6 separate regions of the Mus musculus genome follow, and regions 1, 2, 3, 4 and 5 are each linked to region 6. A link is a loop called in an ENCODE intact Hi-C map of the cell type or tissue named here. Cell type or tissue: heart. All regions are shown on one strand. Region 1 holds the start of Dtymk (deoxythymidylate kinase). Region 2 holds the start of Hdlbp (high density lipoprotein (HDL) binding protein). Region 3 overlaps Crocc2 (ciliary rootlet coiled-coil, rootletin family member 2). Region 4 overlaps Thap4 (THAP domain containing 4). Region 5 holds the start of Stk25 (serine/threonine kinase 25 (yeast)). Region 6 holds the start of Farp2 (FERM, RhoGEF and pleckstrin domain protein 2).

Region 1 (5,000 bases), 290 kb after region 6:
GGCAAGTTCCAGGATAGTCAGGGCTGTTATGTAGGGAAACCTAGTATCAAAAAAAAAACAAAACCAAAAACCAAACCAAACCAAAAAAAAAAAAAAAAAACTTTTAATAAAACAAAACAAGCCGGGTGTGGTGGTGCACGCCTTTAATCCCAGGCAGAGGCAGGCAGATTTCTGAGTTCAAAGTCAGCCTGGTCTACAAAGTGAGTTCTAGGACAGCCAGGGCTATACAGAGAAACCCTGTCTCGAAAAAACAAAAACAAACAAAACAAAACAAACCTTGCCTCAGCAGTTAAAAGCACTTACTGCTCTTGCCAAGGACCCAGGTTTGGTTCCCAGAACTCACATGACAGCTTACAACTCTCAGTAACTCTAGTTACAGGAGTTGTCTTCCTTGGGCAGCAGGTATGCATGAGGTGCACATACAGGTAGCCATTTATATTACACAAAAACGAATACATATTTTTTATGAGGCCAGCCTGGTCTATAAGGCAAGTTCCAGGATAGTCAGGACTGTTATGTAGGGAAACCTAGTATCAAAAAAACAAAACCAAAAACCAAATCAAAAAAAAAACCTTTTAATAAAACAAAACAAGCCGGATGTGGTTAAATACGATGGTCAAATACGACGATGTTTTATCTCAAATACGGCGATTTTTTATCTCAAATACGACGATTTTTTATCTCAAATACGTCGATTTTTTTATCTCAAATACGGCGTCGAATGGTAGGGTAGAGGAAACCTCCCAAGCTGGCCTCTGGTCTCGACGTGCGGGTGTTTGCACACATGCCACACACAGGTGCTCGCACCCTTGCCACACACAAAAGTGTGCATGTTACAACCGGGGAGCAACGACGCAGGTCTTTACACTTGTTCCCAGCGGTTTGCAGAGAAGAGCAGGTGCACGGAGTGATCCTCTAGTTCCGTTTTCTTTTCCAAGTAGGAATTCAGAAGCTTGCCGATTTCCGTTGATCTTTCTAGAAAGACAAAGATACACTCGACTGAAGTCAGACTCTTCACCTGAAGTCTACAGGGGTTTGCACTTAAGTTCTCTCCTTGCACCTACACCTAACTTTCAACCTCCAGACAGCTTTGGACCATCTCTGAAGCCAAAGAAGTCTCCCCGAGAAAAGGAAGTAATGTACGTGCAAGTCTTGATTTCAAAAGTACTTGTAAGACTTTTGACTGGTTGGTTTGAAAATTAAAATATCCTGCAAAGTGGTTGTTCCAATTCCCAACCTACTTAATTTGTAGGATCAGGGGTTGGTGTCCAGTGTACAGGGCGCAAGGCCAAAAGTCAACCTTATGTTCCCTTTTCAGTACTTTTCCACCTTGTGTTTTCAGAGAGGAGCTTCTACCTGAAGCTCAGTTTTGGCTGAACTGGCTGGCTCACAAGTCCCAGGAACGAGTCCGTCTCACCTCTCCAGCGGTTGGATAAGCAACCGTACTAGGTTTTTTTTTTTTTTAACCTGGGAAACTAAACCCAGGCTCTCATTTCAGCCTGTATTTTATTAACTAAGCCATCTCCACCAGCCGGGCCCTCCCAAATCAATGACCAATGAAGAAAATGTCTTCCAGGCTTGTCTGCTGGCCAATCTGGTGGGGCCAGTTTTCTCAATTGAGGTAGCTTGAGTCAAACTGACATAGACTAGCCAGCACACGCATGCACAATAATAAATAAATAGATGTTCTAAAAGCTTTTAAAGATACTAAGACTACAACCCAAAGAGAGAGTGAGGGAATTCTCCAGGCCCACCCGCGCACCGGGGAAACGCAGCAGCTCCGCTCTGTGGCCCGAGGCGCACAGCGCGGTCACCAGCTTGAGGCCCTGCGTGGTCTTGCCAGCACGGTCCACACCCTCCAGCACGATGAGCGCTCCCCGACGCGACGCCATCGCCCGCACAGCACCGGTCAACTTGCCAGGTTCCCGCCAATGTTAGATGCAGCAGAAGCCCGGCGTGCACGGAAGCCCTGCCCTCTTCCGGTTGGAAAACGAATTCTGTGGCCTGCGGGGAACAGCTTCCGGACGTGACGTAATCTAGGCCCGGGAGTCTGCAGTTTAGCGAGCGCCAACTCGCGGAACTTCCGTTCGCCGCTCCCGAAGAGCACCAATCTTAAGGACTGTGGTTGCGCAGGCTCTGGTCACGTGGAAGTTCGAGACCTGTAACGGAATCAAATTTTTATGCCCCTAAGCGCGCTACTGAAGGGTTCTAAAAGTTTCTTATCACACACACACCTGCGCGCGTACAGGAGCCATGTGATGATCAGGCTCTGAAAGGAGTTAAGGATAGGAACATCGACCCCCAAGATGTACTTTCTGCAGCATTTTCGAACCGCTCAGGAATTTTCCTTGTCGTTTTAGTGTAAGTTGGTGGAAGGAAATGGGTTTATTTGCAGCGTGGGCAGAATTGAAACCACCCCCCCCCCTTTTAAATTCCTTTCCCCCTAGCAGTGTTTTTACAGACAAAATAAAGTCAGGGAAAATACATGAGCAGGAGGCGGGCAAATCTCTGTGAGTCTGAGGCCACTTACATAGTTTCAGGCCAGCCAGGGATACATTGTGAGACCCAGGCTCAAAAACCCAAACAACAGTACTCTAGAGGAAGAGAAAAAAGGATCCGCAGTCAAAGGCTGGGCTGGGTTATGTTTTGCCTAATGAACAAAGATTCCATACCCAGCACAGAATAAATTGGATATAGTGAGTGACATAGCCTATAAACCCAACATTTGGGAGGTAGATCAAGGTTTATGCAAACATTTGAACTAACACCCAAAGAAGTGACACAGATGCCAGACACATATGTAAAAATGTGCAACACAAACATATTGTTAGGAATCATGAATTAAGATAATTTCACCTCTTCGAGAATAGCCCAAATCTACAATTCTAACCCTTCATCATGCTGGTGAGGACGTGGAGCGAAGGAGACTGTCAGTGCAGAGGAGAAGGCAAAAACGGTGTGGAAGATAGCTTGGCTGTTTCTCAAGAAAGCACTCTACTTTTAACATGAAGTCAATATTTACCCAAATGGGTTGGAAACTATGTCTGCACACAAATGATTGTATCAGCTCTAGCCACATTTGCCTAAATATGGAAGCAGCTAAGATGTCCTCCAACACGCAAACTGATAAACTGGTAATTACACAGTGAAATAATTTTGAAGTAAAAAGTGAATTATCAGTTACTTACTAGGACATGGAGGAACCTGAACTGTATAATGATAAATGCAGCCAGTCTGAAAAGACTGTGTACTGTAAAATGCAACTACATGGCATGTTAGCAAAGCAATACTACAGAGACTCTAAAACGTTTATTGGTTACAAGTATGCGTGTGTGTGTGTGCGCGCGCTATTGTAATAGACCAAAAGAATTAAAGGCAGTGAAAAATATTCTTCAGGATGCTATAAGGGGGATACTTAATACTTCTCAGAAATATTAGAGCCCACCAAGAGTGGACTCTGGTAAACCCTGGATTTTAGTTATATTGTTTCATTAACTGTAACAGAGTTGCCGTAGGAATGTAAAATGTATTTTTGCAGGCATCGAGGGGTGCGTGGCTTCTTCACGAAGTGCGAGTCAAAGCAACCGAGGTCCAGCGTGGGCACGCCCCCCTCGGGACCAGACAGCCACAAAGAGCATGGAAGTTAACCGATGCCTGTGAGGGGGTCTCCTTCCGGGAGGCCCCGTCAGCCAGGAGAAACCACAGGCAGCGGGTGTCTGAACAACGCGGGAAGAGCGGCAGGTGTCGGCTGGCAGGTTTGGCGCCAGCACACGTGCAAGCGGAGTCCCCTGCCAGGGCTTGGAATCCGGCTGGGCCAGAGACAGAGCTTCCACATTGCAAACTGCGAACCGAGCACATCGCCCATCCGCGTTCCCTCAGGGCAAGCCCCACAGCGCCGCCTGGCGACCACAGCCGGCCGGAAGCCTAGGGGTGGCCCCTGAGTTGCCCCGCCCACTTTCCGGCCAATCGGAGCACGCGGCTCATGAATAGTGAGCGCGCGGCGCCGCCCCGCCCCGAGTCCGCGGCACCGCCCGCTCGCGCAGACCCCGAGCGTGGCCGAGGCGAAGATGGCGACTGCCATGTACTTGGAGCACTATCTGGACAGTAAGCACTCTGGCCGAGCCGCCGCCCGCGCGGGTTCGCGCCGCCGCCGCCGCCCCCGGCCCACCGCGATCCGTGCGAGGCTCCGGGATGCGGAGGAGGATGGGGACTGATCATGGGGACTGTGGGGGCTCACGGCGGGTCTGGGGCGGGGCCGCAGATGGAGGGCGTGGGGCGCGGCGCGGGGTCCCGCCGCCTCCGCCGCGCCAATTCCAGGTGCGTCACGGAGGGGTGTGGCCTGGGGCTCAGCCCGCCTTCTCCGCTTCGGCCACACCCCCGACGCTGACCACGCCTCTGTTCCCGCCTCTCTACTTCGGTCTAGGTTGCGGGGAGGCCCGCCCCTTCTTCACCTGCGGCTTGTGGTGCTCAAATCCCTCTGTAGAGCCAAAGCCACTGTGTTTGCTTGTGGAGCTGTAGGAAGGAACTCTAGGCTAGTGGGGTGCCTTTTTCGAGGGAACTCGTGCTATCACGAGCCAGCCCGGTAAGGGAGGATGCTCTGTATAACGGGTTGACCTTTGACATCCCAGAAATTGGCAACTCCGTTTATTTATAGACCGTGAGATTGGCTCCCAGCAAGAACTCGGAGGAGGATTATTTCCCACTCTATAGTGGAAGAATTGAGACCCTTTGGAGGGAGGTAGATCAAGCCAGTGGGGCGCCCATTTTCTCCTTGGGCCTGGGCAGTGGGACTCCAAGGTGAACTATCTTTATTCTGATGTCCATCCAGTGGGCATTCTGAGGAGGGTTCAAGGAGAGTTCATTTCACTGCTGACATTGTGTGATGGCCCCTTTCTGCTCTCTCCACCTGCCCTGTGCCACCCATGCGTTGGCAAGAGCCCTATTTCTCTACAACTCACTGATTAGTTGGGGTACACACACACACACACACGCACATATAT
Region 2 (5,000 bases), 65 kb before region 6:
CATCTCCACTGGCTAAACTCAGAAGAATACGACAGGAGCCCAAGATTTGGTATCTCAGCCTTCTGCTGGATTGAACCACACAAGTCAGGACTGAATATGACTCTAATCTGATTTACAAATACCACTAGAGAAAAGAGTGCATGGCATTCGTGGGGTCCAGCTCTTCTGCCTCCTCCCTGTGAAGGCCAAGCAACAGAGACATCTATGTTCTCAACTCTTCTGGCCTCCACATGCAAGTCTCCTCAAGTGGGTACAGCCCCTCCAGTCCCTCAGGATTGAGGCCACCCCCACCACCTTTCCCACAGGAAACTGTGGTCTGTCAGCATCCAAACTTGGATATTACAATTTGCTTCTTAAGAGCATAAATGAGCATGGCAGAATAAGGTTAGTTCTCAACACAGAACTTGAACTAAAAGAAGAGAGGTAGAAGCCCAGAATCGGGGAGCAACAGGGCCTCCTGCGGGAGAGCAGTGAGGCTGTGGCAGCTGGAAACCTGTTGTTAATCCAGAAAATAGAAAAAGCTGTATGTGAAGAATCCTTCTTGATTCTGAACAAGGAAGTATTTAAATTGATTCCCCTGTGCTAAGTTGTGCCAACTACTTATGTAAGGGGCAACACTATGCAAGGAGAATTCAGTTATGCTTCAGAAAGAATTTCCTATCAACCTCAGCTAGAGGGACTCAAGTTCTTTATACTGTAGGCCAGTCTACATGGAGGGCACTGAAAACCTCCACCTTGAAAACCTTCAGCTGAGATGCAGGTTTCTCTTCCAAATTTGAAACTTCACTTTTACGTCCTCAGAAGCTTTTCGAAGGTGCCCTCTCCCCACCAAATACCGAAGAGTACAAACTCCAAAATTAAAAACAAAACCCAGCTATGCTGAGATCACAAACTATGTCTGTGACTACCAAGGCCGGCCCAGTGCATTACCCAGCTCTGGAAGTCAGAGACCCAGCCTGGGAGGAACTTTCGCAGATGCCACCTCAGCATGGCCCTCCCACCGGCCAAGAGCGCCCGCGGGCGGGGACAGGCTTAAAGGGACAGTATCCTGCTCGGCCTCCCTGCCTTTCATCCAAATTCGGTATTTTTCCGTAATGTATTTTTCACCCATGGACCCTGGGGCGCATCCAAGTAGTACTTGGGCCGGGAGTCCTCCAGTGACCACGTAGCCAGACGCCGCAGGTGAAGGTGCAGCAAGGCACCGCGCGGGACATAGGGGCCCCGGGTGAAGATCCCAGCTTGACGCGAACTAGGGCGCCACTGACCTAGCTAGGTCCGGTCCACAGCCCGTACGGCCGGGCCGAGCTGGGGGGAAGGGGTGCGGGGGAGGGGCCGGCTCGGCAGCCCACGTCACCAACCTGGCCAGGTCGTTCCCCTCCCCCATCGCGGCGGCCCGCCCGGTGAGCTAGAAGTCCAGGCGGTCCGGGCCCGCAAGCAGACCCGCGGCGCGTGGCGGACTTGGGAAAGTTTCTGCGCTCCGGCGCGGCCATGCGCAGAGTGACACGTAGCGGCCCCCGCCCGTCGCGGTAGCTGGAGACCAGGAGCCTGTGCGGCCGGGGAGCTGAGGAACCGACCCCAGCCGTGCTCAGCGGCGACCCCCCGCCGCCCCGCCCCTGGCACCCCCGCCCACCAGCTCGCCCGATCCTCACTCGTGAGTGTGACCACCCGAGAGTCTGTCCGTCTGTCGCTGCCGCTGCGCGGGAGAAGCCGGGACGCTCCGAGGCGCGGCGCCCGGGCCGCCGCTGCTATATAGGGCGGAGGCTCCAATCCCGCCGAGACACGTCAGACCGGCCGCCCGCCCCGCCCGCTGCGGGGTCCCTACAGCGCCCGGGAGCGGACCAACTCTTTAAGAGTTCTGCGGCCTGACAGGGGGCGAGGAGTTGGTAAGTTAATTACCTACAGAGAACAGGCAGGCCCCAGAGCCAGAGGTGCCAGAGTTGAGGCCACCAGAAACTGTGTCACCAAAAGAGAAAAGAAAGCTCTGAGGACCTCAGACAGCAGACAGCCCGGAAAACCATTTTACCATCCCCTAGAGCACCCCCTGATGGAACACATTCTCATTCTCTTCGGGATCTCTTCCTCCTGCTCCCACCTCTACTGCAAATCCTTACTCCATTCCTCAATGTCCAACACAACAAACTCCAAAACTTTCGAAGCCCTCTACACAGTATTATTCAGTGTCCCATATGTACAGACCAGCCTGCAGTGAATTCCTACCTCTCCCATACTCAGTTGGGACAGAGCAGAACCTCTGCCCTCAGAATGCTTCCTCCTTTGAAAGGACTAGTTCTGCCCTGTTGCGTTTATTGACAACTACTTGAAGAATTTGTACACAATCATTATTTTGAACCTCTCCTGAGGTGACATGAGCACACTTCTGACCTATACTGGACAGTGATATGCAGTGATATGCATCAGCACAGAATAGGCTAGTAACCAACAGCAGATGCCCCCACCTTCTTTTCCCCACTTCTGACAACTTTTCACTGTGTAGATTTGTCTCAGCTTCCTTCTCTAGTGTTTGGATTACAAGTGTGAGCCACCAGGTCTGGATAATATGTGCCTTTCTTGTGGGACAATGGTATGTGGAAGGGCTGAAGAGGCCTTCTGTAGTTGTCATTCTAAGGCTTACAAGCATTTGCAGCAGTGAACAAAATAAGCAATCAGACTTAGTATGTACTTAGAAGGTAGCAGCACGGTGATGGGCTCTTGATTGAGGGACTGGGAAGAGCTGCCCTAACTAGACTTTAGACTGAAGGACAAGGGGGGAAAATGGAATGTGCTGGAAAGAATGGGGATGGGGCTGCTGAATAGGAAACTATCTGAAAGTTGAGGTGTCAGAATTGAGAAGTCCAGGAGCCAGTAATGCGGCTGACAGGAACACCACAGTTCTTCATGACATAAATCTCTGAAGGTACTGCTTAAAAGACCAGAGGGCATTTCCAAGCTGCCAGCATAGTCACCGAGTGATAGAGCTTCTTAAAGCCTCTGTAGGCACCAAGTTGTCTTTCCTTCTGTGTTATTATTACTGTGCAAGGTGTCTTTCCCTGGTGATTAACCAACCAGCAACTAGAAGAAATGTTTTTGTTGTCATTCTTTTGTTCCTGAGGTCTCGGGCTGTGAAAAAGTTAATGTGGAGAGGCAAGCACCCACCAGTCAGTATGTCTGCTGTCAAGGGATCTCCAATGGAGTTAGTAAGTCCACATTAAGTACAAGCTGGCCCAGTGCCTGGCTGTACAGAGGCCTCCATGAGTGTGGTGGTACCCTGTAATCTCAGTACTCAGAAGGCTGAGGCGAGTACTGGGAGTTCAAGGTCACAGTAGGCTACAAAGTTATATGATGTCTCAAAAATAAAACAAAGCATGGACTTAATGAAAGCATTATTAAATCAAGGAGGGTGTGGTAACATTAGCTTATCTCAGCACCTGAGAGGTACAGCCACGAGGGTTAGGAGCTCAAGACCAACCTGGCCTTTCTATATAAGACTTTATCTGAAATGATAAACATGCACCACAAAACATCCCAGGTGCTCCTGGGATGCTAACAATTATGACTAGTTACTTTCAGTATACTGAAACATAGAAGTGTCAACTCTAGATGCCTCAAAAAGTGAACACTGGTCTGCAATATTTTGTTTTTCATACATCAAGGAACATGGAATAAGAATCCTGATTGCTAGCCAGGCGTGGTAGCGCATGCCTTTAATCCCAGCACTTAGGAGGCAGAGGCAGGCGTATTTCTGAGTTCGAGGCCAGCCTGGTCTACAAAGTGAGTTCCAGGACAGCCAGGGCTACACAGAGAAACCCTGTCTCGAAAAACCAAAAACAACAACAAAAACAACCAAAAGAATCCTGACTGCTTAAGGTGAAATGTTAGAACATAGTAACACTCTCCAATTCCCCAAATCATGATTCTCTAAAAGGGCTATAGCCTAAACAGAAAGTAGGTCTAAGGGGAAAATGAGAACACCAGCAACATAGTAACAACTAGATCTCTGGCTGGCCTGGGCTGAGAGACAAAAGCATCTCTGGGGAGTGCTTAGAAACATGGGACTACAAGTTCTTTAAATCCCCATTATCCTTTAAAAAAATTAACAGACAGGAAGTAGGTATCCTCAAGATGGAATAAATTTCATAACAGGATAAAAATATTGACAGATCAATTACAGTATAGAAGCTGAAAGTCCAAAGTTCAAAGAGTAAGATGCAAGAGGGATGAAAACACGGCTCAGCAGTTAAGAGAACTTACTTAACAATTAGGAGAACTGGAATTTGGATCCTAGCACCCATGTAACAAACTGGGCATCCATATAAACTTCTGTAGAGCACACACACACACACACACACACACACACACACACAGTGCAGACACACCCCTCTTTCTAAAAAGAGGGTAGAGAGATGGCTTAGTGGTTAAAAGCCTTTGCTGTTCTTGTCAAGGACCCCATCTTGATCCCCAGCACCCACATGTAAGCTCACAACTGTTTATAACTCCAGATCCAGGGTATCTGGTGTTCTTTTTTGGTTTCCCTAGGCACCATGTGATAAGCAGACATAAATGCAGGCAAGACACACATACACATAAAAATAAACTTAAACCCCACAGACTAAGTGTGTGGCACAGTGGTTAGAGCATATGATTAACATTCATAAACCCTGGCTTTGCTCCCTAATGCCATAAAAATTTGTAAAACTGCAATTGAAAAAAAAAATAAAAAAATTAAATTGTATAGGATTAGACACAAGAACCTGAAATGATATAATTAAAAGCATGAAATAAAGAAATAACCCACAAACATGACATTAAATAAAACAAACATAAGAATGAACAACAGAAAGATGGTTAAGAATCATGGACTGGAATTTGAGATCTGACTATGTAGCTTGGTGGAAAATTGCTTGCCTAACACGTGGCAGCTCCTAGGTTTGATTCCTGGCCCACCAAAATAACTTAAAAAAGAGTCTTGTTTCCTCAGTTTCTTCAAAATGCAGAATTGTTCT
Region 3 (5,000 bases), 330 kb before region 6:
GCTGGCTGCCAGGGACGCGCCCCTCCCGCTCCCCCTCCGCACCCCTCCTGCTCTGGCTGGGCGTCGACCCATCGCAGGCACCGGGCCACAGCTGGAACCTATTACGCCCCCAGCGCCTCTCGGGACGTCCCGGCTAATAAGTGACCCTCTGTAAACGTTAGGAATGAGTCAAGTTTGTGCTGCGCCGCTGCTTTCCCGTTAGCGGGTGGCGCCGCTGATGCTCCGGGGAGAGGAGGGAGGGGAGGCAGGGTCCTTCCGGCCTGGAGGGAACCTCTGAATGGAGCCAGCATCACGTCTTTAATCTGAGGACCTAAGGTTCTGTTTGCCACTGGACTAGGCCTTAGTTTCCCCCCCCAGTGCAAAACAGGTAACGATGGCTGGGCACTTCCCGCTCTAACTCTTAGAAAGGCCAGAGCGGCCTTGGTGGTCTGAGCACCCGGAGTCTGCCTGGCCAGGGAGGAAGTAGCAAGGGGAGCCCTGCTCCTCACCAGTGGAGCCCTGCACCCAAGGAAAGCTGTTTACCACCCACTCAGAGCGAGGCTGGGAGGTCCTCTGGAGGAAAGAGAAGAGAGGGCACCTTCCCAAGACCACCTAGGGGAGTTAAATGCAAAGCCTTGGAGAAGGTTAAGTCTTTTCCCAGCCTGAAGAACCCTGGGCTCACTAACAGCATCTGACCTTTGCAGGGCTCTCAGGGACCAGGACAGGCTCTGTCCAGAGCCGTGCAGAATCTGGATATTGGAGTGACTCCAGTCTGGCTAGCTTAAGAGAGGAATGGATACATTTAGGATGCCTAGGTGAAAACCATGGCTTATCTCCACAGAGGATTCAGAGTGGGAACAGGCCTAGCTACGGTTGAGAGGGCCGGGTAAGGATGATGGGGCTACCTGGAGAAGCAGGGCCTCCTCACTAGCCCAGGCCTGGGAGTCAGAACCAGGAGAGCTGCAGGCTAGAAAAGGCCTCCAATGAGCTGGGAGTCGGGAGGCTTCTGAGTGTCACCTCAGGGGACTCTGGGTAGGAAAGGGAAGGCGAGTCCCACTGTGGAAGAGAAGGCGGCTGCTGTCCTGAAAAGTTTTGGGAGTGGGGGCCCCTGGCATCAGTCACGGGTCATTAAGGCACTGCCTTCAACTCAAACATCCTTCATGGACAGGGCAGGTTGGCCACTGTGGGCTAGTCTTAATCTTCAGTCCTTTATCCTATACCTGGAAGCTTCCTGCTGACACAGAACAATACTGCCCACAGGCCCTGACAATGTCTTCAGCTCAGGGTCATTCCTTCCCCAAGACATGTGCCTCCGCCAAGAAATCCTACTGAGAATCTGAGATCCTACAGACCGCGTCTAGGTAGAAACCATGGGTAGGTAAGGTGTTCCCGTGGTGTAGGTGATCTTGAGTTTCAGAGACTTACAACCTGAATTGCCAAAGCCAGAGGCCTATAACACTAAGTGTAAGTCAACAGACTCATGGCTCCGAGCTTTCAGTCAGAAGCTTATTGCTTGAGGTGCTTGAGGCAGTGTTCTGGGCTCAGAGAACCTGTCAGTATCCTTAGTTCTAAGCGCCCAGACTCCTGCCTCTGAACCCCTCAGGACCTCTCCCAAATTCTTCTGTGGCTTTCAGTCCCTGTAGTCCAGGCTCTGCCCTTTGGCTCTCACTGATTTCAGCTCCTTTGCTACCTTTAATTTCTCCGTTTCTGCCCTCCGTGGCTTTTGTGAACACCTCTGCCTGTGTTGTATCTATTTGAGTTCATAGCTTCAGATGCCAGGGCTCTTGGCTCCCGGACTCTTTGGGGGCCTTTAATGCTGTAGCTGCTGCTACTTTTGCTAAGACCTGGAAGCTCAGGATCTTGTCTACAATTCATGCAGCCAGCCCATGCCGCCATACAGCCAGCCCACGCCGCCTCACTCGCACGATAAAGACCACACGTGGACAAACAAACCATCGGAAGGGAAGTTTTTATAGCAGCGGCCAGCAAGCTGCTAGGATATCTGGAAAATGCACCACACGCTTGTGGTCAGCCAGGTACAAGCCCCATGCTGCTCAGGCCCTGGGCTCTTTGTTGAGTTGCTGGAGAAAGTGCTCACCCTTTAGTATGAAAGGCAACAACTACAGAGTGAGCGATGTCGTCGGGAGTTCATCTCACATCCCTGCCGATGATCAAGAGTCGTCGACACCAGCACACAACTTCTAAAACAGGAATTGCAGTCCCAGCACCCCAGGTTGTGATGTTTTTAGCAGCCGTGGGGTGGCTTCCTGGTGATGTTCATGGAACATTCAGAGCAGCTGGACTACCGTGATAACAGTCCAGTTGATTGCCAAGAATGAAGCTGGCAGTTTAATGGCTCTCTGTCCAAGGCAGCCAGGCACAAGGGAAGAGTGACTACTGTCACAATCAAATCTCCTAGCCCTTAGCAGCCTAACTTGTTTGAAGGAAATCACGAAAGGGTGCCTACAACGAGGACTCTGTCATCGATGTTAATGCCCGTAATGTTGGAAGGTATCCTTCCTAGTCAGATGCCTCACGAAGAGCCAGGCTCCTCTGATGTGTCTCACCAGTATTCTAGGATGTGATGCTCACATTGAACCTATGTGGTTTTCTCTCCTGACAGCTCACTAGCTCAGGACCCACCAAGAAAGAGGGCCACTCTAGCTCCCCTCTGGGGTAGGCTGAAGGGGACATCTCTGAGATGCTCTCAGAAGCAAGCACCCTCTGCTGACCTTTGTCACCTTGTGCCTATCTAGTCTCACAGGGTCCAGCACACCCTATATGATGGCTGGGCCTGGGTTCTTGGTCCTTTACCTGTAGTGTCCCCTTCCCTCCCCAGGCTTGTGATCACCGGGTGGGCTTTGGGAGCCTCCCTATCTCTACTGGGCAGACGATCCTAACCATTCCAGGTGGGGCAGGTGGTGGAGAGTGTTTCTGTGAACAGACACAAAGGCACCTGCCCCGGGTATCCCAGAGAAGCTGACATGAAGAGTCGGCCCAGGACTCAGCGCAGCCCGCTTAGCGTTGGGAAGAATGAGCTAAGCTAACCTTGGCCAGGAGTCCTTTCAGATACCCATTCTCTTGATTTCCACATGTTTGCCAAAGCACTGCCAGAGACTGGCACAGTCCCACCCCACAGGTGGAGAGACTAAGGCATGTGGTTTTGGTGACCTGCCTGGCCCCACTCTGCTATCTTCAGGACTCTTTGCTACATCAAAGTGACCTCATGGCAGCTCCCGTTGACAGCACTGGGCTTGTGTGAGGCGCCTGCAAGCTGTCCCGCCAGGGCCCATAAGAACCAGGACTCTTGGATGTTTTTCAGAAGTTGGAGGACACCATCCTGAGTCCCATGGCCAGAAGGGAAGACCGGGCGCTAACTGTGCGAGGAGAAGGTCAACGGGCCTCACCCACTCCTGTGCCAGCCCGTATCCGAGAGATCGTGTCGAGCAGCCTGGGTGAGGAGCCACTCTCAGGTGAGGCTGAGACTGCTCAGGTGCCAGGGAAGCCTTACATCGGGTACTGGAGCCTGGCCTTGGCCTCACAGCAGGCACTGGAGCCTGGCCTCAGGGAACCATGCCATTAGGACTGCCCTGTGTCCCTGGCTGTCCACCTCAGACTCTCCCAGCCCCATATTCCCAACCACCCTCTCTTCGTAGGGTCCTCAGGAGTCATGCAGATAGCCACAAGGCCATTAATCACTGCCACACGGAGCTGACCTCAGCACTCATGACATTGTTACACCATCAGTGTCTTGATTTTATCCATCCTTGTTTTTTTTGTTTTTTGGGTTTTGTTTTGTTTTTTCACCATAGTGAAAAGCCTAAAGGTTGACACTTTAGGTTAGGTTGAGCAGGGACACCCTGAGCTTTGTTTCTGTCACTCATCTAGCCCCACACACAAAGCTTTCTTATCAACACACTGCAGGAACAGGCTCCAAGGAATTCATCCCTACATGGAGGCCAAATCGTAGGCAGGCTCCCTGATGCCCAGCTGCACTTCTGATTCCATTCTGCAGGAGTCTGATGACCCCTTTGTGTCGTAAGGGTCTGTCTAATCTGTCTCCTAATGCCACAGGCTAGCACTGGGCACTGGGAAAGGACAGAGAAACACCACTGCATAAAGCAACTTCTCTCTGTGGGCAGGGTCCTGCCACCCTGAAACAGCAGTCCCACTACGTGCAGACATGATGGGCGGTACCCAGTGTCCCCCACACATGCTTTAATTGTTAGGGGCTTGACCTGGCCATGAATAAGTGGGGTTAGAGCTACTTACCAAAGGCAATAGGGATAGGAGGGTGCTTGGTTACAGGAGAGGAAGTGAATTTCCTCGTGGACTGTTCCAGTTGTTTGGGTAGAGCCCTGGCCTCATCTGAATGCTATACCCACAGGGCTGCGGGAGCCACCAGCTACTACGTCCCATGCACGGGAGGAGAGTGAACTCCTGCAAGAGGAGCTGACACGATTGGAGGACCTGTTGGCCCAGGCGGATGCTGAGCGGGAAGAGCTGGCCAGCAGGTGTCACATGGTCAGCCAGAGGGTGAGTGTGCAGCTGGTACCCACAGGCCAGTGTGCATAGCCTAGCTCTTATCAGAGATCATCTATCAAGACTGGTGATCATTGTTGTGGGCCCATCAGCCAGTCTCAGGACACTGATGGAGAAAAGGGGGCTGGAGGTAAGCAGGAGAAGCAGGAGATGTCCCCCTCAAGTGTCTCTCATCTGCTCCAGGATCCCTGTGGTCCAGGGCCTTACCAATTATAACCACAAAGTCAGCTTCTAAACAGAGGAGAAAGCTAAGGACAGTCCCCAGAACCCAGGCAGAGCTTGTAGGTCCAGCCCTCCTCCCGACCCCAACCTGCCTCTGCTCACCAGCCAGGCCTCAGAATGGGGGGAGCGGGAGGTGACCTCTGAGCTATAGGCTCCAGCCAGAGGTTACCCAGGATGCCTGTGAGCTGGGAAGAGCCTTCTCTAGGATGCTAGGGAAACTGAGGCAGAAAGGTGAAGGCACTTCCCAGGCCAGAGTC
Region 4 (5,000 bases), 220 kb after region 6:
AGTGCAGGGCAAAGGTAAATGGCAGCCCCACCCTCTTCCTTCAGCAGTCCTGAGTAACTGATGTCCAGACATTAGACAGACGCTGCTGATTGAATTAAACACACACCAATTGCTTTTCTGCTTGGATTAACTAATTTGTCACTGTACTGTCTGCCTAACATCTTAAAGAATGTATAACGGAGCAGAAAAGTACCATTTTTACCAACCCTGTGCCTCAGCTGCCAGGCTCAGAAGACAGAGCTTCTGCATGTCTAATGGTGCTTTGGCATCTTCCTGCCTGGCATGGCTTTGGTCAGTCTGTAAGTTATCGAAAGGCCCAGGCAGCCCGTGAGCAAGGTGGCACTTACGAGAAGTTGAGCATAGGCTGACCCACGTGGGAGATGTGCACCTCCTCCAGGTACTGGAAGGGCTGCAGTGTCGGAAAGGTACCAACTCCTGGCGGGTCTGACAGCCAGGTACCCAGCATCCAGGACAACGGCTCCACCACTGGATTCAGCTTGGGAGGCTCTGAAAATGAAAGGATGGAACAGTAAATGACTCGCTTCCTCCAGTCCAGATGACTTTGGCCACACTTTGGGTGGAGGCCTGCATGCTGCTGGAATGTACTTTTGCCACAATAGCCACATACCCTCAACTGCCCCGTGCTGAGATCATCTTGGACCTCTGCAGCATCCAGAGTCTGGGGAGTGAGGAGGATGAAAGGGAAGCCTGAGCACCCAAGCCCTGGGACCAGAATGTAGCATGGGAGGAACGGTGCACAAGGAAGAGAGAACAGGTGGGCCACGGAAGCAGATGTGAAAAGCAACTGGGGAGAGGGAGGCCATGCTGGAGCCGGAGGCTGACGGTGGCCAAGAAAATGGCTTCTCCCTTTTATTCAACTGTGCCTCTTCCTCACAGCAGAGACTGTCTCCTTTCGTAGGTGTGAAGGTGGCACTCTGGCTGGCACGCTGAGGAGCTGGAAGCAGCTGAAGGACAATGGGGCAGGCTGCTCTATGAGGCAGCTCAGTGAGGATGGGATAACCCTGAGTGCTGCGTGAAGATGTAGTCAGTAACTGAGTCACATGACCTACAAGGTCACCCCTGCTCTCACCCTGACTCTGCCAGAGGTTGTGCAGGGCCTCAGAAGAGCCACCAGGCTGATTCTTACATGTGACCAGGATACTTCTGGTACCTTCCTACAACGTAGACCTCGGTCTGGAAAGCAACTCATGGGAGGGCAGAACTGGAGACAGAAGAGCTCCTCAGTGCAGGTAGAGTCTTCATCAGCCAACACACACACACACACACACACACACACACAGCCTTTCCAGACCAACAGCTCAGAGTGTGTTCTCCAAGACAACTAGGTCAGCCTTGGGAAGAACACAGGCAGAGAAGACAACGTAGAGGAGTCAGTTGTCTCCCAGCATGTGGGGTCCAGGAACTGAATGCAGGCTCAACAGACTTGGCAGCAAGTGCTTTTACTCACTGAGTCATCGGGACAGAACTTAAAAATGTTTGTTATTGGGTCGGAGAAATGGTCTAGCTATTAGCCCTTCTTGCAGCAACCACATGGGGGCTCACAACCATCTGTAATGGGATCTGATGCCCTCTTCTGGTGTGTCACCAAAGCAATGGTGTATTCTTTATACATAAAATAAATCAATAAATCTTTTTAAAAAGCAAAGCACTTCTTGCTCTGGGGAGGACTAAGGCTCAGTTCCTAGCACCACACGGCCATCCATAACTCCAGTCCCAGGAGACTTGACGCCGTTTTGTGACTTCTTCAGGAGCCAAGCACACCCTTGGTACACATACATGTATTCCGGACAAAACATTTTCACATAAAATAAAATATATAAATGTAACACAAAAAATTTAATGTATTGTTTTTATTTACATAAATTTTTGTGAGTCTATGTGAGTGCAACAGGTCTAATTCTGGATCTCTTTACTGGAGAACAGGCAGACCAAGGTCCTGTCTACTCCCTACCTTTAGGGTACCTAGTTGGCCTCCACACCTTAGTTGAAGCCTCTACCCCAAGGGGCAGGGGCTGGCTAGAAAACACTCCAGTGGGGTGTGATCTCAAACTATTCCAAAACAGGGCATAGGGAACTCAGTCATTTTGAGCAAGACAGGGCAGTCTGCTGCCTCACTCAATGTCATGATCTCCAACAACACCTAAGACCTTTGGTGTAGGCCAATACTGGTGCCCTACTCGGTCGGTTTGGGTGCCTATAAGCTTGCATGTGTATCACATGCACAAGGATGCTTGTCTTGTGAGGTCCTGTGCCTGACAGTTGGCAGTGTCTTCTCCATTCTCCTCCCCTTTCATTTTGTTCCCCCTGCAGGCAGGATAAGGATGATCTAGGTCTGCCCCCTAGGGTGGGAGGCTTGCAACAACAGGCAGAGCAGTCTCCTGACTGGGCACACTCAGGACAAGGTGAAGCTGTGTAGGTGACCCCAGGAAACACCTTGGCTTCCCAGGAAGGTGTCAAGTACCCTCTCAAGAGGCAGAGCTGGAATGCAGCCCTGCACTAATGTTCACACCCACACCCGGCTCTAGCCACATACACCATATTGAGGAAGTCTCAATCAGCCTTACAAGTTCCAGACCAGACAGCCCTTGTCAGAATCCACGACGCCTCTTCTGATCCCCAGTGTCCTCTGCAGCCCCTAACTTGTGTCTGGCGTTGTCCTTGTTTTAGACCCTGTTAGGGTCACTCAGCCCTCCCTCCTGAGGTTCTTCTGTCTGAGTCAGTACTGAGTGACATGTTCCTCCAGCAGAAACACGCTCAGGCCCTGCTTCTGTCTTCACACTGCTTCCCAGACAGTGAGAGCAAGGGAGGACAGTTCTCAAATGTCAGATGAGAGACACAGAGAGGGAGGGTAGAGAAAGAAGGAAAGAAACAAGACAGGGAGAGACTAACACTGGTCTTGCTCTTTCTTCCTCCAATCTGTCAGAGGATCAATCCGGGATGCAGCATCATTTCTGCCTCTCCCAGGAATTAAAGTAATTAAAAAGGCGAGGGTGCTCAGCTTGAAGCATGCCGACCTGAGGTGGATACCTAGAGCTCACAGAGTGGGAGGAGAGCACGAACTCCCACAAATGGGTGTTGGCCTGGACTCGGTCCTCTGGAAGAGCAGTGAGCACTTCTAACCACAAGCCGTCTCTTCAGTTCTTAGTTCTGTTTCTGAGTCAAGTCTTCCTCTGTGACTCCAGCTGACTATGAGATGCTGCTGTTCACCTTCCAGAGTCCCGGGAAGAGCTACCAAGTCCAGCTACTAAACCCTTAACATCTCAACGCTGTTGCCTGTGCAAGACCAGTCTCCATAAATACCAAAGACCAAAAGGTGGGGTGTGAGTGAGCCTAACTCAGGAAGAAGAAAGATGAAGCAGAACCCCAGAGCAGTATAAATAACAAATGTTCTCCATAGTATTAGGCATTTGAACTCTTGGTCCCCACTTGGGGCAGGTTTGGGAGGGATGGCCTCGTTGGAAGAAGTACCTGACTGTGGGCATACTTGCCAGTCACCATGCCTGCCACTTCCTGCCACGTCTTATCCTCGGGAAATCATAAGCTCAAATAAACTCTTTATTCTGGAAGTTGCTGTACTTGTGGTGTTCTCTCACAGCAGTGGAAAAATAACGAAGACAACTAGGCAGCAACGGAAGAATGTAAAAGTGAAGGCATACAGGCACAGGCAGTGCGGCAAAGGCCCTTAATGGGAAGACACATGTGAACAGAGCTTACCCAGAACACACAAGACTCAGAACTTGAAACAACACTGCAAAATGAAACAAACATACCACCCCCAAGTCCAAACTATGGGCCACAATAATATACATAAATTTAAAAATTACTGTTTTAAAAGGTGAGCATAGAGTAGGACCCAGCAATAGCTTTACCCCCAGGGACAGGTCCAATAGAAATTAAGTACCCACCAAAGTTAGACCTAACTATCTGCAGCTGCAGGCTTCACTACAGCCACAAGTAGAACTCACATCCAATGCCTGCCCAGTGAGCCGCAACACAGCATGTCCAGAGGAGGGACATTATTCAGTCGTAAAAGCAAACGATTCCCAACTGAACCACAAGAGGTAAGCCTGGGTGGGAGAAGTCAGACCAAGAGCAGGGATCACCTGATTCCACTCTTGGGAAATGTTCAGGGTTCCCACTGCACAGAGGGAAAGCAAGTCAGTGGTTCTCCATAGTGGAGAAACAGGCCTAACGGACAAGCCCACAGGGGAAGGACAAGGGTGCTATCTCACCGCTTGCCTCAGCTTCCAGCACCCTATGCTTGCTGCACACCTGAGGTGGCCAACTCTGTAGCACTAGAGATGTGGCTTCCCAAAACTCAGTCCAGAAAAATAATTTCCAGTATCCCAGAACAAAAAACTACCAGTCACTTAGAGAGATGATGGTACTTTGGATAATGATGTCAAGTAACATAATTGTTAAAATTAATTATGCTAGTTTCCTTTACCTTCTTAAAGCAGTTACTAAAGAGTTTAAGATAGGGACTGGAGAAATGGATGGCTCAGGAGACCTAGGAGCCCAGGACATGTCATGCTGGGACACAGATCCACTGTTGCGATATTGCTAACTTTAGAATTTCAGTAAGTTAAGACACTGATTTGGGGATATAACAACTGACCTGTTCAATTATAAACAACTGGTGGTATGAACCACATATTCTTGCCCTGGCTGTTTGATCTACTAGTTAGTTAGGCATGGCACTGTTGGGCATGGTGTCTCTCCCTCCACTCTCCTTTCCTTTGGGTAGAGGCTGAAAAGGCCCTGGGTATTTTGGACTAATCGATATAGCCCTCAGCTACATCTCAGAATAGCCTTCAGGCTGTTTAGACTCACCCTGGGAACAGGTTCCAGAAAACAGCGAGTGCTACAGGAATTATCCCACTGAGTACTCTGTTACACAGCTCAACAAAGAGCACAGGGAAGCAGACAGCAGATCCTGACATGAAATACCTGTGAGAGCTAGGTGGGCACGGGATGGT
Region 5 (5,000 bases), 120 kb after region 6:
TGCCTGTTTTGTTGTTGTTGTTATTGTTCTGTTTTGTTTTTCTGCCTGTTTCTGCTCCAGCAGGCCCCAAAACACTTTTTCAAACCCTTCTTTCTCTAACCACTTGGCCTCTACTGTCTCCTCAGATGCTACAGCTCCACCATGTGTAGTTTTGAGACACCTTGAAAACCATCTCAAAGATCTCCAGAAGGTCTAGTTGAGGACTCAAGGCAATACAGTCTTATCACTGGTTCAGTCCAGTGCTTGTAGCCTAAGAAAGCCTGTTAGAGAGAAGTCAAGCCATCGGCTAACTACATGACCCAGGACCACTATCCTTCCAGTTCTCAGTAGCCCTTTTCCTACTACTCAGGCTCAGACACCACATCCTCCCACACTGCTCAGCCATACTGAGAATTCTTAATTGCTCTCTTCTGGGGGAACCTAGAATCAGAACTTGTCCACTACAGTAGCCGAAGAAGGATACTTCAGGCCAGGTATTCACTCACACTGCCTCAGAGGAAAAGAAAATAACAGATCCCAAAGCCAGAGTTCTAGACTTTGTGCAAGGAAGGTGGGAACCCTAGTCTTCAAAGTCTACGTTTTTTGGGTACCTATAGCTGTGAACCAGTCAGCCTAAGAAACAGTATGATAGGAGCCTTTCTGGCATGGTCTCTGTATTTACACCTTTGAAGCAGCCCTAGTCCCAAACCCAGCCAATCACAGACAGCTAGCATGCTGATCTGGGTGGCTCAGATTTCTCTTCTGGACAGAATGTGTTATGAACCATCACTCAAGCCATCTAACTTACTCTGAACAACTGAGACCCATTCGCTCTCCATTCCATCCTAGGGATATTATACTTACAGCCTCTGGCCTTTCTGCCAACATGCCTGCTGTGTATCACCTCTCCAAAACAAGAGGAACAACTCAGCACACATCCTCCCTCATCTACCACACACAGTCACACAGTGCTTGCCCAGAACCATCTGGTCCTTCCAGAGATGGGCAGGAACAGGCCGGGTAAAAGGTAATCTAAGGCAGAAGCACAGGCTACAGGGGGAAAGTACAAGCCTTATCACACAAAAGGAGCAATTTCATAGGACTCTATGGCAGCCATCTTGGGAGAAAGCAGCCCTACAAAGGTTTTGTGTCACTTTCAGAAGCCAAGTATGTCTAGGCTGGACACAGGCCCCTAAAAAGACAAAAAGGGTGTTTTCTCTTTGAGAAAGGTCCCCTAGCCATCATTACTGTACTCCTTCGCAATTCATAGCTCCAATTTGTCATCCTGGGACCTTCATAAGCTAAGCTTAAGTCTCTTAAAAATAAACTAGAGGCAGATTTTTTTTCTCTCTCTCTTAGTATGTTATATAATTAGAGGCGAAATGTCAAAATGTATTAAAAATGTGTTAGCTTAATTCAGCATCAGTTAGCAAGCTCGGGATCCCATCTGTGACAGCTGGGCCAAAAGCCCTCCCCAACAGCTGTGAGTAGTCTTCCAGGCTGGTTTGGTTTCCTCCAAGGAGCCCTGCCTCCAATTCCTGCCCACAAGCAGCGGACGGACATGCTTCCTGTCTACACAACCAGTTCTCAAGGATGCAGGGAGAAGGGGGGTCAGGGTGGGGTGGGGTGAGCGGCTGCACTGTCCTCAGGAACTGATTCCTTCACTGTGCAACTGTCAAGCCTAAGCCTATCTAAACCAAGCCCTTAAAACGCAAATCCCACAGCTAAAGCCAGAGGAAAATCAGCCGCCAAGGCAGCTCATTCCACTTCACTAGCTGTCTGTCATATTGCTCTGAAATAACAACACCACAAATAAAATAAAGGCGAGAAAGGGGGTCCAGAGAGCAAACCACCGAACCCTCTGACCCTACGCAGCCCTCATCTCCTGTGCGGTCCCGTGTCGGGGTTCCATCCCGTTAGCCAAGGAAGGTGGAGTCCATCTTCTGGGAAGGTGCTCCGAGCCTGGGTCAAGCAGGTTGTGCCCAGGGCAGGTTCCTGCACCTGCCCCCAGCAGCTCCCGAGCAGAAGCGCTCGCCCCGCAGACGTTCCCTGGGGCTCACGTCTTCCGCAGGCGCTGGCTCGGCACAGGCCAGAGTTCCAACGGCCCCAAGACGCGCCCCGAGGCAGACGGCCTCCGCCCCTCTCCCGCCTCAAGTGGACAAATCCGCTCCACAGCGAACCACGGACTCGGGGCACGCCGACGCCCACACTCACCTGGTGCGCGAAGCCCCGGAGGTGAGCCATGTCCCCGCTGACGTGACCAGTCCGTCGCAGCCGCTCCGCCCGCTCGCCTCAAGCACCTGCGAGAAACCGCAGGCCGCTCGGTCAACAGTGGCCAGGGGGACCCGTTCCGTGGCGTCCCTCCACCCGCGACCTCCGGTCCCGCGCCCAGGGCCCCCGACCCGCCCTCAGGGCGTGCCCGGCCTCCCCAACATTCAGGCGAGGCCCGCTGGCAGCGCCCACCTCCGGGCGGCTCCATCTCGGACTCCGGGCCCGCTTCGCAGTCCCCACGGCGGCTCACACCGCAATTCGGTCTCCCGGAACGCCCAGGCCTCCCAGCCCGTGAGGTGGAGGCAGCGGCTCTGAGCAGGGCGTCGTGGCGAGCGCGAAGCTCTGTGGGACTAGGAGTCCCGCAGCCCGCCCCGTACCCCGGGCACGCAAAATTGAGACTACAAGTCCCAGCAGGCTGCGCGGTAGGATGAGGTGTTACGCAAGTGCTCCGGGGCCCTGATGGCGACAGACTACAAGTCCCAGGAGAACTTGCGGTGGGCGGTCAGTGGAGAGGCACAAATGCGCCACAGATTGGATCCGAACCTTGAGATATGCCCGAGCTGGGCTGCCCCTCCTGTCAGGCCGCGCGGTGACGGGTGCAGCGCGTGCGCAGTTGCCTTGACGTTTTCTAGGCTTTTTTTTCTCTTTTTTTTTCAGCCCTCCTCTCATTTTCCCAGTTCTGTTTGCCAAGCTTCTGAGACCCATACTGTGTGCCTGGAGTGCGAACCCACATTACCCTCATATCCTGGTGCTCCAGCTTTAACCGCAGTGTGACCTTCTTGTCTGCGCTTAGCAACACACACACACAAGGAGTACGCCCACGCGCGCCCTTAGAAAAGTCGCCCATTGTTGGACAAGTGCTTCTCTCCTGCCTCAGTTTCCCTATCTGAAAAGGTTTAATCGTAGGTCCCCAGGACATGACCTGGCGCTGGGAAGAGTTGTGTGGTCCAGCGGGGATTTCCAAAGGTTGGAAGATGCCTTTCATCCTGTGAATTCAGTATGAGTGACTAGTCAGCAATGTCCACTTCTATGCAGTCTCCTAGTGTTCCACGGGAGGGAGATTTGGCTCCATACTGTGTCCATTCCTATGACGGCTCAGTGCAAACCACCATAATGTCCCTACTCCCCAACTCATAAAGGCTTGTTGTTTCTGTTCTCTGGTGGATTTTCTTCCTGGGCACCATCCTGGAACCTTAAACCTTGCATGCAAGACCTTGCATCAGATTCTTTAACCGCCAAATTTTACTACATGTTGATTAGGTTTTCTTTGCTGTGTTTTTCCCCAGAAGAAAATAGACTTCCAGCAAACAGCCCTGCCCTGGATCCTGAAGCACCTTGGTTTCCTCCCCTCCCCCGCCCCAAGGCATCAACAATAGGGGCAAATATTTTTATTGCCCCTGAAAAAGATCATCTGTAGGATGGCCTTCAGCCTACCTATCCCTCCTATAGAAAAGTCTGAAATTAGGCAAGGCCAACTCTATTAAGACTTATTTATGTACATATATGTGTATGTTAAATGTGAACAGGAACCTACTGAGATCTGAAAAGGCCTGGATCTGGAGTTGCAGAGGGTCATATGCTGAATGGCATGGGTGCTAGAACTAAATTCTGGTCCTCTGGAAGAGCAACAAGAATTCTTAATGATTGAGGAATCTCTGTAGGCCTTTATTTTTGATTTTTAAGACAGGACCTCATTCTGTAGCCTAGGCTGGCTTAAAACTCTCTATGTGGCCCTTTTTGGCCTCAAATTCACAGCAGTTCTGCCTCTGCCTCTGCCTCTGCCTCTGCCTCTGCCTCTGCCTCTGCCTCTGCCTCTGCCTCTGCCTCTGCCTCTGCCTCTGCCTCTGCCTCTGCCTCTGCCTCTGCCTCTGCCTCTGCCTCTGCCTCTGCCTCTGCCTCCCAAATGCTGGGGTTATCCATATGAACCATCAGACTTCATGTGAAAAGCCCTACTCATGAGATTAAACTTCGTATTGGTTTATTGCTTTGTTCTTGGGTCAAATAGATATTGAAGAGTTGTTGGCTGTTTAGGAAGACTTCCATGTAGTTTATCTATAAAACACTTCCCAAGGGTCTGGAGAGATTTTCTTTTCAGCTGTTAAGAGCACTGGAGACTTTTGCATAGGAACCAGGCTTGGTTCCCAGCACCCACATGGTGGCTCTCAACTATTGGTCACTCCAATTTCAGGGGATCCGAGTCCTCTTCTGGCCTCTGTGGGCATCAGGTACACAAGTGGTACACAAACATCTGTGGATGTGAATGACTATACATATAAAATAATAAATTCATTGTGTCTTAGTGAGGGTTCATATTGCTGTGATGATATGACCAAAGCCACATGGAGAGGAAAGGGTTTATTTGGCTTATAATCTACAACACTGCTCCTCACCAAAGGAAGTCAGGACAGGAACTCAAACAAGGCAGGAACCTGGAGGCAGGATCTGATGCTAAGACAATGGAGAGGTACTGCTTACTGGCTTGTTTTTCATGGCTTGTGCAGCCTGCTTTCTCATAGAAACTGGGGCCACCAGTCCAGGGATGGCACCATCCACAATGGTCATTGTCATTGTCATGATTATTGGAATATCTCCTGTCTCAGTGATGTATAAAGATTGTTTCCCATCACCTGGAATTGGTTTCTGTGGTGATTTGTATATGCTTGGCCCAGGGAGTGGTACTATTAGAAGGTGTGGCCCTGTTAGAGTAGGTGTGTCACTGTGGGAGTGGGCCTAGGACCCTCACCCTAGCT
Region 6 (5,000 bases):
GTCAGGCAGTGACCTTAGAAGGGAAGGGGCAGGTGAAGGAGGCAGTGGTGTGGAGAAGCAAAGCAGGTGCTAACTGTGTGCTTTCATTTGCTGCAGGAGGAAGGACTTGATTGATGATGAGGCAGGGATTTACGTTTAATTCAGTCCAAAACTCAGTAGTACTAATAAGATGAAGCTTAAGCATGGTTGTTTATAAATTTAATGAGGAAAAATACATTTGCTCGCTTTGCCTCTTCACATTGCATCACTGTGAGTGATCAGGGAAGTTCATTGTGTGAAGTTCCTATCAAGAAAAGCGTCAATGACTTTAGAGTACCCATGCAGTCCTTTGTTTGGCTTATTTTGACATTAAGTTTGTTGGAGAAAAATTTAAAAACAAAAAAATGAAAGAATTCCCAAGTATTCGGTGTGAGTCCCATGTTTTTGAGTTAAGGTGCTACTTCGGGTCAGCTGACATCTAATATTGGCAGTGTGGATTGTGAGGTCTTGCAGCCACAATTCTAACCCCCTTCAGTTTTACTGCTTTTGCTAACAGATACTTGCTCTTTCACTAAGAAGTAACTTGTACTTGTAGAAATGTATTTTGAAAACATTTCACACTTCAACTTTGTATCCATTTAAATTAACCTTTTTCAATAAAGCACTATTGTTTAGATATTAAATGAGTAGTCCTCTTTTTGAGTAAAGTATGCGGGCCATTGTGAAGATTCAAGACCCCTATTACAACTGTATATCAGAGCAAGATGTTACTTGTATTAATAGCAGGCGTGCTGCGTATATTTTCATCAGAGATAACCCAGATACTCCAAAAGAAATCCTATAGCTGTACAGGTTATCAGATTGTCTGCAGACTACTTGATAAAATGGACAGTAAGACTTCATAGGTAAATTTACTAATTAGAAAATGAAGCAACAACTGTTAAACATAGTGGGAAGTAAAAGTGATCCAAATATATTTCTAATTCTCCATATTTGTAAGAAGAGAGATGAATTAGGAAAACAGTCTTAATTTTTAAAATGTTTGTTTATGTATTGGTTGGAGTTTTTTTTGTGTTTGAGGCAGACTCACTTTTGTAGCCTGGCTAACCTGGAACTCTTTATGTAAATCAGGTTGGTCTCCAACTCAAAGAAATCTACTATCTCTCTCTTTGCCTCTGGAGTGCTGAGATTAAAGATGTATACCACCATGCTCAGATTTTTACGTTTTTCTACCTTTTTATTGTATGTGTATGAGTATTTTGCCTGCCTGCATGTCTTTGTACCATGTGTATGCCTGTCACCCAAGGAGGCTAGAAGAGGAGGGTGTCAGGTCCCCTGGAACTGGACTTAGAGACCGTTGTGAGCAGCCATGTGGGTGCCAGGAACTGGATTTGTGTGTTGTGGAAGAGCAGCCCTTAACAGCTAAATCATCTCCCCAGCCCAGGAAAGTGACTTTAAAAATCTGAATTTGCTCTGGTGAGATGCCTTAGTGGCTAAGAGTACTTGCCTCATAACGTGATCAAACCTGAGTTTGATCTCAGGACTCATAAAGGGAGCAGAGCCACATAACCCCAAACTTTATCCTAATCTGGGTGGATGATCAATCTCTTCGGCCTGGCCTCACTCCGGTTTGTCAGCATGACCCCTGGATTGACCACCCAGTACTATCGGAGTCTTTCTCATCCTCTTGCTCTCTAAGCAGCGTACTGACACTAGGAAATGAGGCTCCTGCTCTCTAAATCACTAGGTTGCTCATGTCAAACCTCATTCTTGCCTTGTCCAGTCCAGCTCCTTTTCTTTTTTTTTTTTTTTTTGGTTTTTCAAGACAGGGTTTCTCTGTATAGCCCTGGCTGTCCTGGAACTCACTTTGTAGACCAGGCTGGCCTCCAACTCAGAAATCCGCCTGCCTCTGCCTCCCAAGTGCTGGGATTAAAGGCGTGCGACACCACCCGGCCCAGTTCCTTTTCTTAATGATGGACATCACAGTCAGTGGCTATGGCAGTGGCTGGTTACAAATAAGGGATAGCCAAGGTGGTGGAGGAAGTTGGGAAGCCTACTAAAATTGCAGACCCAGTCAGCCTGAGCTTCTAGGTTGCCTTGGAGAAGCAGAGAGCCCCCCCACCCACCCACCCTCCAGTGGGCTGAGGCCCTCCCTGCTTATCTTAAGGACTTATTGCCAAAGGCTAGAGTTCTATATGAATCGCTTGGGGGCCTGTGTGGATTTATTTAGCCTAGACTGGTTCAAAGGGCTGGCTCCCTGCAGGCCCATTCGCTTAACCAATGGAAGAAGAAAGTGAGTTTGCTGCAAGTCTGAAGTGGAAGGACCAGAATCCAGTCTCACCATTTTTCATTTCCAGAAAGCCTCAAATCCAGAAAGGAACCGCGAGGGCTTCGAGGACTCTTAGCGTAGCCTGCACCTCAAAAGCGTCCCTTTAGGAACAGCTGGTGCCTAAAGACCACGGTTCCACTATTCCCTGGTTGGGCACCACGGATGGAAGGTAGGAAAGAGCCTAGTAGTCAGGGAGGCCTGAATGCCAGAATAGTCCCGCGAGCTTGAAGTCCAAGGCCCCACCCAGAATCGGGGCTGCCCTGCTTGCCAAAGCCAGGCTGTAGGCTGAGACCCGCCCCTGTGCCAAAAGTCCCGCCCAGGGCCACCCGCATTCCAGAGTCCAGGTCTGGGGTAGTCCTCCCGTTGTTCCAAAGCTGCGTCCAAGATAGAATCCTCCCGTCGCCTTGTCAAAGCGAAGACTAAGACGGAGAACTCGCGGGTTTCCTAAGTCCCACCCAGCACAGAGTCCTCAGGTCCTAAAGCCCCTCCCAGGGCCGAGGACACGCACAGCCCGCCGAAGCCCTGTTGCACCCGCGGAGAAGCTGCACAGCTTTGCTTCTGACTTTATGGGGCTCCCTCGCCCCGCCCTGTCCCATGTGATCACCAATCAGAGCTAGGTGCTGCGCTCGCAGGCGCCGGTCGGGAGGACCCGCCCGCAGGCCAATCGGTGGTGCGTCCGCGGGGGGGCGGGGCTGCGGCGGACGCGCGGCGGGGGCGGGGAAGCAGCTAGCTGTCGGGATCGGGCGGCGCGGGCGCAGGACGTGGAGGAGGCCTGGCTGGCGGCGGCGCAGGCCGGTGTGGCACGGTGAGGACGCGGCGGCCGTGGGCGGGGGAGGGGAGCGAGCCGCGCAGGGGCGCTGGGTTGGGCATGGGCTTCCTTCGTTGGCCGGACCTCAGCGGAACCCGAGCCGGACCAGGCCTGAGGCTGGCCGTCCACCAGAGAAAGTCCACGCCCGGCTCTGAGGCCTTCGTGAGGCGCGCCAGAGTCCGCGTTTGACAACACACGTCTGTGGACGGCCTGTCGGTGGAGGGCGAAGGGAGGGAGAGTCTCGGGTCCAGTCTGGATGTCCGCTGAGGACTGGCTGGAGAGTTGCTTTTGTAGATGGGCAGTCTGGGGAGGGCTGAGAGCTGCAGAGTTCCAAGGAGCCAGGCTGTCAGCAGAGTACTGAGGACAGGAACAGCACACGTGGAGACCAGCTGTCGAGGAAGGGGGGTGATCAGAGTCTCAGCATCTCTCGTGGACACTGAGTGTCCCGTGATGGGTTAAGGGCCACAAGAATGTCCTGCTGAAGACCGCCCCCACCCCCAGGCCAGTGCTCTACAAAGCACCTTGGGAAGCAGCACCCGGAGCCACAAATGAAAGCCCAGAAGGGCATTCTTTTTTCTTCTCGGCCTTTCCTTCAGAACTGAGACTCGGATATTCTTACTCTGCTAAGATCTAGAAACAGTACTGGCCCACTGCCTTTTACTCATCCGAGATTATAAGCACCTTTGCCATTTACACACGTGGCAGTGATTTCTTAAACTCTTTCATGTCCCAGTAATGGTGATGAAAAATTGAAATGAAAACAAGGCATTCGTGAAGGAAATAATGTCGATACACCGTGCTGAGAAAGAATGGAGAGCCTTAAGATTCCGGACAGAATCTTTAAAGGGGTGGCCTTTCTCCCTAGCTTTGTTCTGTTTCCATGAGGTGTTTTTGACTGGGCCACTGTGAAAATATTTGGTAATTAGTGGGTAGCACCGAATTAGAGTCGGTCTTGTGGAGACGGCATTATGATCAGCAGCACAGATTCTCACAGTGTTAGCAAGATGGAAAGGTCATTTGAAATGGGGAGGTATGAAGTAACCTTTACTTGTAGGCCAAATAAAAGTTTTGTGAGTTTCGGGACGTGGGAAGGCATTTGTGAAGCGCTTTGTGGCTGTTTCGTTGTCAGTTCTAAAGTTTTCATATATCCCTGTCCCCCACCGTTTTTTGTTGAGACAGTTTCCATAGCCCGGGCTGGCCTCCAACCCGTCATCCTCCTTTGTCAGCCACCTGAGGGCTGAGTGTAGGTGGAGCACAGGGGTGCGCCATGGCTTCCTATGCATAGCCCCGTTTTAAATAAAGCACGGGAAGACCTTGCCCGGTGGGGTTGTGGATGACTCTCTGGGATACCGCAACCATGTAAACCTCTGCTTCTCCGGTGTCCTTGCCCTGCCACATTGTAGAGATGGTGATTATCGAGTTAGGTTCCTTCCTACAGATTCCTTTACAGAGAGGACTCAGGTGTATCTCTCATTTGCCCCGCCTCAGGTTCCTCATCCATAGAGTGGGTTTAGAATGTATTTACCTCAGACGCTTGTTGCCATGACTAAGAATCAGTTTTTCAAAGCCGCTAAGATGCCCTGCATCCAGTAAGTACTTCATTAACTGTTACTGACAAGTGAAAGGGCGACCTGAGTCAGTGGCAGCGCAGGCTAGCCCTGGGTATTTGTAAGAAGAGCTAGAGACTTGGTGATTCCACAGAGTTATCCCACTTGAAAAGGGGTAGGGTCCAGGGAGGAGCATTGCCTAAGCAGAGATGAATCCATGGGTAATTCTGCAGGACGCCATTATGTCTGTTTGTCAGTTTCCTCCTTTCCAAACACCCCTGCTTCTAGTCACATGAACCCCTTCTGTATTCAGACATTAACAGATTTCTCTAAATTC

Evidence for each region. A loop is a pair of places that touch in the nucleus more often than their neighbours do. Peaks named below come from ENCODE experiments on the same cell type or tissue, not always from the same donor. Only the 100,000 strongest peaks of a DNase experiment are listed, where the experiment ranks them.
Region 1: it touches region 6 in a loop (4-fold over the local background); 6 of 42 quality-filtered maps call a loop at or near these places.
Region 2: a loop joins it to region 6, with 6 times the contacts of the local background. A loop is called at or near these places in 12 of 42 quality-filtered maps.
Region 3: a loop joins it to region 6, with 4 times the contacts of the local background. A loop is called at or near these places in 15 of 42 quality-filtered maps.
Region 4: a loop joins it to region 6, with 3 times the contacts of the local background. A loop is called at or near these places in 14 of 42 quality-filtered maps.
Region 5: a loop joins it to region 6, with 2.5 times the contacts of the local background. A loop is called at or near these places in 8 of 42 quality-filtered maps.

What each region holds. Positions count from the first base shown.
Region 1 is chr1:93,799,936-93,804,935 of GRCm38, forward strand. Dtymk (deoxythymidylate kinase) reads right to left here and starts at 1,999. Exons shown (of 5, transcript NM_001105667.1): 1 at 1,763-1,999; 2 at 867-975. The coding sequence starts at 1,892. It overlaps Ing5 (inhibitor of growth family, member 5), which reads left to right and starts at 4,030. Exons shown (of 8, transcript NM_025454.2): 1 at 4,030-4,104. The coding sequence starts at 4,068. In heart, a CTCF peak has its summit at 1,984 (motif pointing left); DNase peaks (open chromatin) are centred at 2,006 and 3,956; H3K4me3 peaks cover 4,163 bases; H3K27ac peaks cover 3,808 bases.
Region 2 is chr1:93,443,931-93,448,930 of GRCm38, forward strand. Hdlbp (high density lipoprotein (HDL) binding protein) reads right to left here and starts at 1,771. Exons shown (of 28, transcript NM_001301364.1): 1 at 1,650-1,771. In heart, a CTCF peak has its summit at 2,034; DNase peaks (open chromatin) are centred at 1,011 and 1,751; H3K4me3 peaks cover 2,909 bases; H3K27ac peaks cover 2,545 bases.
Region 3 is chr1:93,176,707-93,181,706 of GRCm38, forward strand. It overlaps Crocc2 (ciliary rootlet coiled-coil, rootletin family member 2), which reads left to right. Exons shown (of 32, transcript NM_001310428.1): 2 at 3,302-3,452; 3 at 4,367-4,515. Among named protein-coding and RNA genes, the nearest start is that of Crocc2, 11 kb to the left of the region's middle. In heart, a CTCF peak has its summit at 2,240; a DNase peak (open chromatin) is centred at 2,291; H3K4me3 peaks cover 627 bases; H3K27ac peaks cover 1,207 bases; H3K27me3 peaks cover 3,253 bases.
Region 4 is chr1:93,724,810-93,729,809 of GRCm38, forward strand. Thap4 (THAP domain containing 4) reads right to left here. Exons shown (of 6, transcript NM_025920.3): 3 at 348-507. Among named protein-coding and RNA genes, the nearest start is that of Thap4, 28 kb to the right of the region's middle. In heart, CTCF peaks have their summits at 1,583 (motif pointing left) and 2,361 (motif pointing left); a DNase peak (open chromatin) is centred at 2,372; H3K27ac peaks cover 1,138 bases.
Region 5 is chr1:93,633,105-93,638,104 of GRCm38, forward strand. It overlaps Stk25 (serine/threonine kinase 25 (yeast)), which reads right to left and starts at 2,623. Exons shown (of 12, transcript NM_021537.3): 1 at 2,443-2,623; 2 at 2,194-2,279. The coding sequence starts at 2,223. In heart, a CTCF peak has its summit at 3,310; DNase peaks (open chromatin) are centred at 1,517 and 2,697; H3K4me3 peaks cover 2,980 bases; H3K27ac peaks cover 2,471 bases.
Region 6 is chr1:93,509,072-93,514,071 of GRCm38, forward strand. It overlaps Septin2 (septin 2), which reads left to right. Exons shown (of 13, transcript NM_010891.2): 13 at 1-662. Farp2 (FERM, RhoGEF and pleckstrin domain protein 2) reads left to right here and starts at 3,033. Exons shown (of 27, transcript NM_145519.2): 1 at 3,033-3,113. In heart, no CTCF peak of the experiment used is centred here; DNase peaks (open chromatin) are centred at 2,960 and 4,350; H3K4me3 peaks cover 2,083 bases; H3K27ac peaks cover 1,690 bases.